2 separate regions of the Homo sapiens genome follow, and region 2 is linked to region 1. A link is a loop called in an ENCODE intact Hi-C map of the cell type or tissue named here. Cell type or tissue: ascending aorta. All regions are shown on one strand. Each heading gives the region's core, and the rest is flanking DNA. Links, peaks and the distances in the headings are about the cores only.

Region 1 (4,391 bases), core at 185-4,184:
TCCACATTTCAGGAAATCTTAGATGTGGCTCTTTGTAAAACACTCAATTATTTTAGGTTCCATTAAGAAAGGAAAAAATGCTACCAGTTTAGCTTAGCTATGACATACCATAAAAGATGCATTCTAATTTCAGCATTGTTAAAATATACCAAAAAATAAATCATCTCAACAGTGATGAAATATAGTAAAAGAAGTCTGGAGATGGGGACTTTCCAGAATTCGTTCAGAGCTGAACAAAGTCATCAAAGGCCCAGGTTCTTTCCCCCTCTCTGCTGTCTTCAGTGTCCTTAGACATCTCCCCTTAAAAGATAGCTGCAGTGGCTCCAGGCATCGTATTCTCGTACAGCAACATCCAAAAGAGAACAAAGCAAATTTCGCTTCATAGGGTCCCTTTTTTGAATGAGTAAAACCTTTTTCAGAATCTCCCAACACATTTCCCCTTGCAGCTTATTAGTCAAAATTGCATTCTGTATTCATGCCTAAACCAATCATGGCCAAGAAGCGAATTACTATGATTGGATCTCTGACTAATTGATATTCACACCCTCACACCCTCCCCTGGGCCTGGGGAGGGGCCTGGGCTCCCCATAGGACCTGTGACACTTGGACAAGATTGGGATTTTGTGACAAGGAAAAAGCAGAGGAATCTGCCGTAGACATAAAACTGAAATGCTCCTTTCTACCCACATGGTTTCCAGGAAGTATGCACAGGGCAAGGACATTTGAGACAAAAAAATATAACCTATCAGTATAACCTAAATATAATCCATTGGCCAGCATTCACAGTCCTGGGCTCTGCTGTCACACAAAAATGTATAAGAATTCTGTAACCGCCCCCATGTAACTTGTAATATAAATGAAAAGACTCATAGACTTCACAATTTAAATTACAATAAAAATTAGTATGTGACTAAATGCCAGCTAAGTGGTATTTGCAGTGGGTGCATTAGAGGTCATTCTAAACTGGTAAGGAAAGAAGGATTTAAGTTAGGTTTTAAAGACCAGGCTGTAATCAATGGAGAAGAGGAAAAATGGGGACTAGAAAGGCTGAGGGGAAGGCATGCACAAAGAATGGCTGTGGGGAGGGATTAGCAAGCTGGGAGGGGCTGGGGGCTCTGTTGGGGTCTGAGGACTAGGGCATGGTGGGCAGTAGGATTTGGAATGTTGGGGAGGGAAAGGGGACAAGTATAGAGGCCTTTGAATGTCAGGGTTAAGTTGGTAAACAGTAGAAGAATGATTTGGGGCCGGGGGTAGGGTATGATCTGCACTGTACTTTAAAGAGATTATTATGGCAGAAGTAGAATGAAAGGGGAATCCCAGGACAGAAAAAAAAAAAAAAGCAGATTATTGATATAATCAGGCCGGACAAATTAGGGTATAACCCACAGTGATTGCAGAAGGAATTAAGAAGAAAGAAACAGAAAGATAAGAAACATTATTAAACATTTTTAAGCCTGCCTAATCAAACTCAGGGACAGAAGAAATCAAAATGGCAAAAGAGGTAGTGAGAGGCAGAGTCAAGCCTCTCAGTAATAATTCATGACTTTCTGATGGAAACCTGAGTTACAGGTCTAAGTAAGGGGCCCCCGCTCCATCAGAGGGAGGGGCCGTTGCGTGGCGCTACAGATGGAAGACCTCCCCGGGAGCAACCTCAGTCTGTGTTTCTCCAGAAACAAAGGGCTGATAACCATTTCACAGCTCTAGATGTCAGTTCCACATAAAAACCTTTATGATTAGATACATCAAAAGGTTGAATAGACTTCCATAGATGAAAGTGAGCTCTCCTTCATGTCATATTTAACCACTATCGTGGCAAGAATCAGAATTGTGTGTTTCATTCAGGAGATTCCTGTGTTGAGCCAGAGGCTGAACTGGCTCTACACCCACATTCCTGATTTTGTTTCTAATCTAAACCAAACAATACACACACTGCCTGAGATATGAGGAATTCTTCATTATGTCATATCTTTATGGACATGTCTATCAGGACTCTTCGTATTGCAAATCACAGACACCTACTCAAATTGACTAAAGCAACACAGACCTTTATTGACTTACATACTTGAAAGGTCAAGGGTTAATACTGGTCTCAGGGACTCAGATGATGTGACCAGAGTCCAGTCTGGAGCCATCTCTTGGCCCTGCTTTCCTTTGGCTCCATTCTTAAGCAGGTTTCTTCTCCATGTGATAAAACGGCCGTCAGTGGCTCTAGGCTCCACTTCCAGAGTGACTCCAGAAGTAGAACATGCTTTTTTCATTCCAACAGATGCATGTAATGCCCCAGGCCTAACTCTCGTTGGCAGTATTGGACCTCGTGCCCATCCTCGAACTTGTCATTGTGGACAGCTGCTTGTGGGCATATGCCTGGGCTTCATGCCCACCGTGGAGCTGGAGGTGAGTCAGCCCTCTCAAACCACATGGGCTGAGAATGGAGGAGTTCCCTTTACCTAATAGAGAAAAAGAAGTGGATTCTGGGCAGGGAAAACAGCAGGCCACAGCAGGGCCTGAATCCTCCTGCTTGCTCTTGGTGTCACAGGGCATGATATGGGTTTACCCACCTTTCGTTCCTCGTCCACCCCATCTCCCTTTCCTAAGGCAGCCCAGAGTGGTTGGTGGTAAAGGCACTCACGATCCATGCTCAAAGTTCAGAGAAGTGGGTCATCATAGAAACTTAGCACCACGCAGAATAAGGAAACTACAGGCTGTGGATAAACACCTGGGGCTGGCAGTCAGCCAGGGCTTCCCAGCTCCTCCTGGTGGGGCTTGGCCTGGAACCCAGGTTTGCTGACAGCCAGGTCCGTGCTTGCCCTGTCTCCCGGTGCTGCCTCTCTGGATAGTGGCAACAAGAAGTCCTTGTGAAGTCAGGTACCTTTTTTCCCTTTCAAGTATGTCTTATAATATAAATAGAAAGACAATAGACATGTTTGTAGAAATTGACATTTTTTCCTCAGTAAATAATTTTCCACATAAGATACCTGCTCTCCAGCAACAAAACAAGAAGAAAAATACACTAGGATGCTGTTTATGGATTTGCACAACATACAGTATGAGGTGATAGCACTTTAGGAAACAAACAGGCCCAGTGTTTGGAAAATCTCACTCCACTGTCACAGGGCACCATTCACTGATCTGGGTATTTCCTTTTCAGAATAGGTTCCAGATAAATCAGCCCATTAAACTCTTATCACCCCTTTGTTAAAGAGTGTCCTAAACAGGCATGGCACATTCAAATGGTTCTTAAAGAAATAAGCCCTTCCAGCCTTGACTCTCCTCTCTGAGAGGAACCCCAGGAAGACACACTTGTCTAGGTCCCTGCTTCGGGGTAGATGACTGCCAGACTTTGTAAGGGAAATTGTCCCATCTTCTGGGGGAAGCTTTCCTTTCTGGCATCCTTGGTTCTCTTTCCTTGGGGATGGAGCGAGTTTCCCTTCCTGTGATAAAGATCAGACATAACCTCCAAGCCAGAGGTGTGGTCAATCCCAGGGCAGGGCAGGAGGATCCAGCTGTGGGAAATGAGGACAGGGCGAGAGGATAGTCAGACTGACTGCCACCTGTGTCTCTTCTCAGGGCCCTCTGCATCCAGGCCAAGGCCTGGAGGCCCTTCCAAAGTCTCTGTGTCCACTGGTTGCTAAGGGTAGAAGAGAGGACCTGGCAGGAGTGACGCTGGCAGAGGAGGGCTTGGGTTGCTCCGTGTTGCCTAGACCTTGTCCACGCTAGTCTCTTTCAGGGCACTCTTGGGAGAAGCCCCCGTGTCTTCCAAATTCCAGCAACCTGCCCATCTGACTTCCTGTTACAGTCCCTCTCTGGAGTGGGCAGACACCCCAGGGGTCTTCTTTCTAGAGTTACAGAGTAGGGAGCGAGCCCCTCAGCCCTTGGAAAACTGGAGAGACTGTGTGCTTGGTGCATGAAGTCATGTCTGTGAGCAGAGGATATTAACAGGTTTTCTCCAAGAAGGGGTTGCCCACACACGCAGGAGCCACTCGGCTCTCCAGGATCGCAGCCTGACTGCAGCTGTCTCTCCCTGTGGAACTCAGAGTCTCCAAGCCTGGCTCTGATTGTGGCTGGATGTTATGTATAAGGAAAGCATTCCAGTGCCGAACACCAAGGGGGTGGCTTGGCTTGTTAAAAACTCTGACTCACGCTGGTCATATTTTTTTACTTGGTTTTCACTTGTACCTGACATCCATGGTAGCTGTATACCAGAGAGGTGTTGTAGCTTACATTGTTGAGACAATTTCTCCAGAGCATTTTTATAAGAAGTTGGAATAGACAATCATTTCCATATTGCAGCTAACGAAACTGAAGGGTAGGAAGACTTACCTCAAGCCATAGTTGGCAGGCCTGGATTTCTGGCTCCCAGCCCTGTACTTTCAGAGGAAAAACCAGGAATC
Region 2 (4,391 bases), core at 108-4,107, 65 kb before region 1:
CACACACACACACATTGTACTGAATGGTAGCCACTCTGAGCCAAAGCCCAGTTTGTTCTCAGCCCTGCAGCTAGCTCATTATCTCATCCTTACTAAGCTTCTCTCATTGCTCAGTGCCTCAGTTTCTCTATTTGGAAAATGAGACAGAATAGTCCTGTGCTTCCCCACTTCCTTCTAGGGAGTGGCCCTGATGAGATCATGTCTGGGTTGCAGGATCCATGGAAATAGGTGAAGCCAGGATGTGACACTGAGCTGTTTGGCTTGGACAGGGGGAAGGCCCATCCTCTGTCTCACTTTGAGTGGATGTGCACATTCAGAAGCCCCAGACCAATGTTACAATGCCTAATGATCAATTATTCACTTCTGGGGCCTAGAACAAATAGGAACCTGGGGGTTTTAACAGTTTTACACAATGAGAAGCAAGTAAATAAAAGCTATTTAATGATAAACCTTCAAACCCAAAGGTGCTAGGCCAAGTTTAACTAAAATGGCATAAGGTCTGTAAGTTGTTATATGGATTTGGGGACCTGGTTTCTTTACCCTGCCCACATTCTTAGCTTTATCCCTCCCTCTGATTTTAAACTAGCCCCATTTCCAAGTGCCGAATCCAAACAAAGAAGCTGAGGACAACTTTATTGGATACAGTGTAAAGAAATCTCAACAGGGCTCCTCCAAAACATCTCACACCTGAAGGTTATCAGTCTTACATTGTCTTCATCACCCCCAGCAGGTCTCCCTTACCTCTTTCCCACCCTTCTTATCTGTCCCTTGCCCTCCGCTTCCCTATGTCTATACACACATACACACACACCCCTCTAGCCATTCCAACTGTCAAGAGGGGCAAACCACCCTGAAGGTATCTTGCCCCACAGCCTTCGGAGGATACTCATGTGTCTGGAATGTTCTCTGGCCACCTCTTCACCAAGCCCATTCTGCCCTCTCGTCTACCTGCTCCTGAAAATCCACTTCCTCTTGAAGGTCTTCTTAATTAGATAAAAGCAGCTTCCCCAATCCCACCTACCTCAATCTATATCTTATAGCTGTTCCCACAAACCACTTTCCTATCGCAATTATTCACTCATCACTTTTTCTAACCTCTAAAATGCACTTAACCTTTATGTGTAACTGATGTTTATTCTCTACTGGTCAGTTATGTAACTTTCTGATGTCTTCCCATGTTCATGTGTGTCCCAGACTTATATAATGTCAGCATGGGAAGACAATGAGTTATCTGGCAGCAACAAAACGGCATTAATAAGGAATTTGTAAAGATGAGAACAACGATGATCACATTCTACAATTATTTATTGAGCTCCTCCTATTTGCTCAGCAGTGTGTTATCTTGGGGTTGCGATGTGAGACAGCCATTAAAAATCTATGAAGTACAGTCCTTACAAGAAGAAAATGTTATCAATTTCTCACTGAACACTACAATTCGGAATTTACAAAGCATTCTCCAATATTGGCATTGGACCTTCATTTCTGTTAGATAAGTTGGCCATGGTTGCTTATCATCAGATGTCATCATTCCCATTTTACAGGTGAGGAAATAGAAGTGTGGGGACGTTCGTGGCTTGTCGAAGTTCACATAGCACAAAGTGTCAGAGCAGGGACTCCTGAATATGGATCCAGGGTCTGGGGAAGCAAAGAAAGTAACACACCCCCAGACACAAACACAAGCCTCTAAGGGAAGTAACCAAAACTGTAGGTGATGGGTGCCAAAAGAATACGTGTAGATGACACATGTTACAGGCATGCAAAGAATCACGATGAAGAGTGAGCCACACAGAGAGTCTCAGGCAGACAAAAGATAAACACTGCCCAGAAACGGCCTTTGGGGACAGCACAGAGTTACAGCCCTTCAGGCCAATATCCTCTGCTCTGAAACAGCATCACACTGCTTCATGTCGGGCACAGAAAACAACATCAGCATTCTCCAATGAATCATTTTCTGGGCACCAGTATTAGGAAATAGTTTGACTTTAAATGGCATCTACATCCTGAAGGAAACTAAAAGTAGCACTTTCTACTGCCATGACCCATGAGTTCTTCCAACTGGACTCTCCAGGAAGGGGAGGCAGTGCTTTCCTCCCTGATCCCTCGGTCTCCCCACACTCGGCGCTCTCCCCACCACCCCCTACCCGCCATGCTTGCCCCACACTCACAGGACTTCTGGGTTGTGGTGGAGTCTGCAGATACGTTTACACTGAGATACTCACATGTGTGTGTGCCTAGGGACGTTCCACTGACTTTCATTCTCCAGATCTCTAAGAAATGACTTAGGCTAGCATAGATTCTGTTTCCATAAGACTGAGACTAACCAAGCTTTCCTCTTGTCATGGGGGTTTCTTGAAGGATGCAAGGACCCGGGCACCCAGAGAAAGCCAAACGGCCTGGCATAGTGGGGTGGGAGCAGCACGCAGAGGCTGGCTCTGGATCTGCAGCAGCCCTCAGGCCCTCGATAGTGGGACTTTGTACATTTCCACCTAATGTTCTGTCATTGACATGATAACGATTTTTTCTGTCCCTTCCTTACCACTGAACGGCTCTCTGATTCCCCATACTCTCTGTCACTTTCCCCCACTTCATAGCTCCTGCTTCTCAGAGCACCTGCTCTTCCATGTGCCCATCCTGGCTGCACTCCCCGCAACATCGTGATCCTGCAGCGTCAGTCCCAATGCTGTCCTTTCTCTCAGTGTCTTCTGGTTCAGAGCCCTTAGTGGGGAATGTGGCTTGGCCAGGCTCCTCTTTTCAAACGAGCCATGCCACTGGCAAGCCTCTGGATTAGTGGCACTTGGGTCAGATGCCCTGACCAATCCAGGGCCAGTCTTGGGCAAAAATAAAAGCTTTGGGCTATTTTCCAGAGCTAGGAGCTGTGAGTGAAAAGTTGAGCAGATCAGACAATGACTGCCATGTCCCTGAGCTCAGATTGTATCTCTCCTTTTCCCTTCCACGATGACTTTAGGTTAGGCCTTTTTACTTCATACCTGGGATTCCAAAATAGCCTTCAGCTGAATCCCTGCTTCCCACTCTGAGCCAGGATTTAAACCCTAATTTTGCTAAAGTACTGTTTCTCTCTATGTGTCTTTAGATTATTCTCTGGTGCTTCCATTTGTCTATTTCCATTGTCCAGTTGACCCATTAACTAGACTACAAAATTCTCAGGGCCAGGGGGGATCTCACAATTCCTGTATATGACAAAGCACTGAGGATAATATTTCATGCAGGCCAGAAGCATGAATGAACAAATACATTAATTCAGGGAGGAAAAAAAAGACTGACCAACTGACTCTCACTCTCTAAAGCAAGACAGCCCTGCAGATTCCTGGGCAAATGGTCACCTGCCCACTCTGGCCATGCTCCTCTGCCCTGGTCTTCCCTCAGGGATGCAGGAGTCTGCATCAGGGCCCACTGCTCTAATTCCCCAGGGCATTCACACACTGGGTGTCTGAGCCCTCAGCTACCCCAGACGCCCAGGCCAGGCAGGTCCTGGGAAAAGCCTTCTAGATAATGCTACCACATGGAAAGTTGAGTCATCTGGGCTCAAGCCAAGCCCAGAACAAAGGGGCTCAGGAGCACATGATGAAAGAATGCTTAGGAAGGGGTGGGAGGGAGGGTCAGCCAGGAAAGTCTTCCACTAAATCCACAAACTGATCCCCTGTTCTAGGTCTGGTCTTGTTACTACTCCCAGCTGTGTGTCCTTGGGCAGTCTCTCATCAACTGCGGTCACTTACTTCATTAGTCCTTCCTACCTCCCAGAGGTACTTCAAAAGTCAAATGCAATCATAAATGTAAAACGGTGTTGTTATCATCATCCTCAACATTACGAGGCAGATAATTGTGCTTTGTGCCACTCAGAATGCCTCAGGGCTTGCCATCTAGGACAGACACACCCAGACACACATGATGGAAACACAGACAGTGGGGAGAAATTCAAACAAGACAAAACACTCATGTGGGTGTATATATCATGTATCAAATGAAGCTAAGTGGCTGTTTATTTTTAAATGCAGGGTTGGTTCCAGTGTGGAGTCCATACCCTGAGCACACAACTGACTTGAAATGAAGAGGGGGGAATAATAAGAGAGTCATCGTAGCTCCAGGTGCTGTGTCATGGATTCCTCACGGGAGTCCTGCAAAGTTGATATTATTTTCCTCTCTCTTCTTTGCAGAGAAGAAAACCAGGTATGCGGGGAAATTGAGACTTGAACTCAGGTCTGGCGGACTGCAAAGCTGACACCTGTCTGCTACAAGCAGTTTCCCCTTCGCATCTCAGGTCAGGAAACTTAGAGATTATCCAGGCCAACCATCCTTCAGAGCAATCAGTGAAAATTCCAGCTGGCGTCTCCAGTGATGGGCAGCTTACTGTCTCCCACGGCAGCACAGAACAC

What was found. Peaks named below come from ENCODE experiments on the same cell type or tissue, not always from the same donor. Only the 100,000 strongest peaks of a DNase experiment are listed, where the experiment ranks them.
Region 2: it touches region 1 in a loop (2.1-fold over the local background); 2 of 110 quality-filtered maps call a loop at or near these places.

The regions. Positions count from the first base shown.
Region 1 is chr1:115,067,323-115,071,713 of GRCh38, reverse strand. The region is part of intron 2 of TSPAN2 (tetraspanin 2); the gene reads left to right. LOC124904359 (a long non-coding RNA gene) reads right to left here and starts at 2,818. Exons shown (of 2, transcript XR_007066474.1): 1 at 2,717-2,818; 2 at 2,025-2,447. In ascending aorta, for the core only: a CTCF peak has its summit at 2,289; DNase peaks (open chromatin) are centred at 2,343 and 3,993; H3K4me3 peaks cover 498 bases; H3K27ac peaks cover 3,235 bases.
Region 2 is chr1:115,132,744-115,137,134 of GRCh38, reverse strand. No RefSeq gene overlaps it. Among named protein-coding and RNA genes, the nearest start is that of LINC01765, 35 kb to the right of the region's middle. In ascending aorta, for the core only: a CTCF peak has its summit at 1,826; DNase peaks (open chromatin) are centred at 1,824 and 2,743; H3K4me3 peaks cover 517 bases; H3K27ac peaks cover 4,000 bases.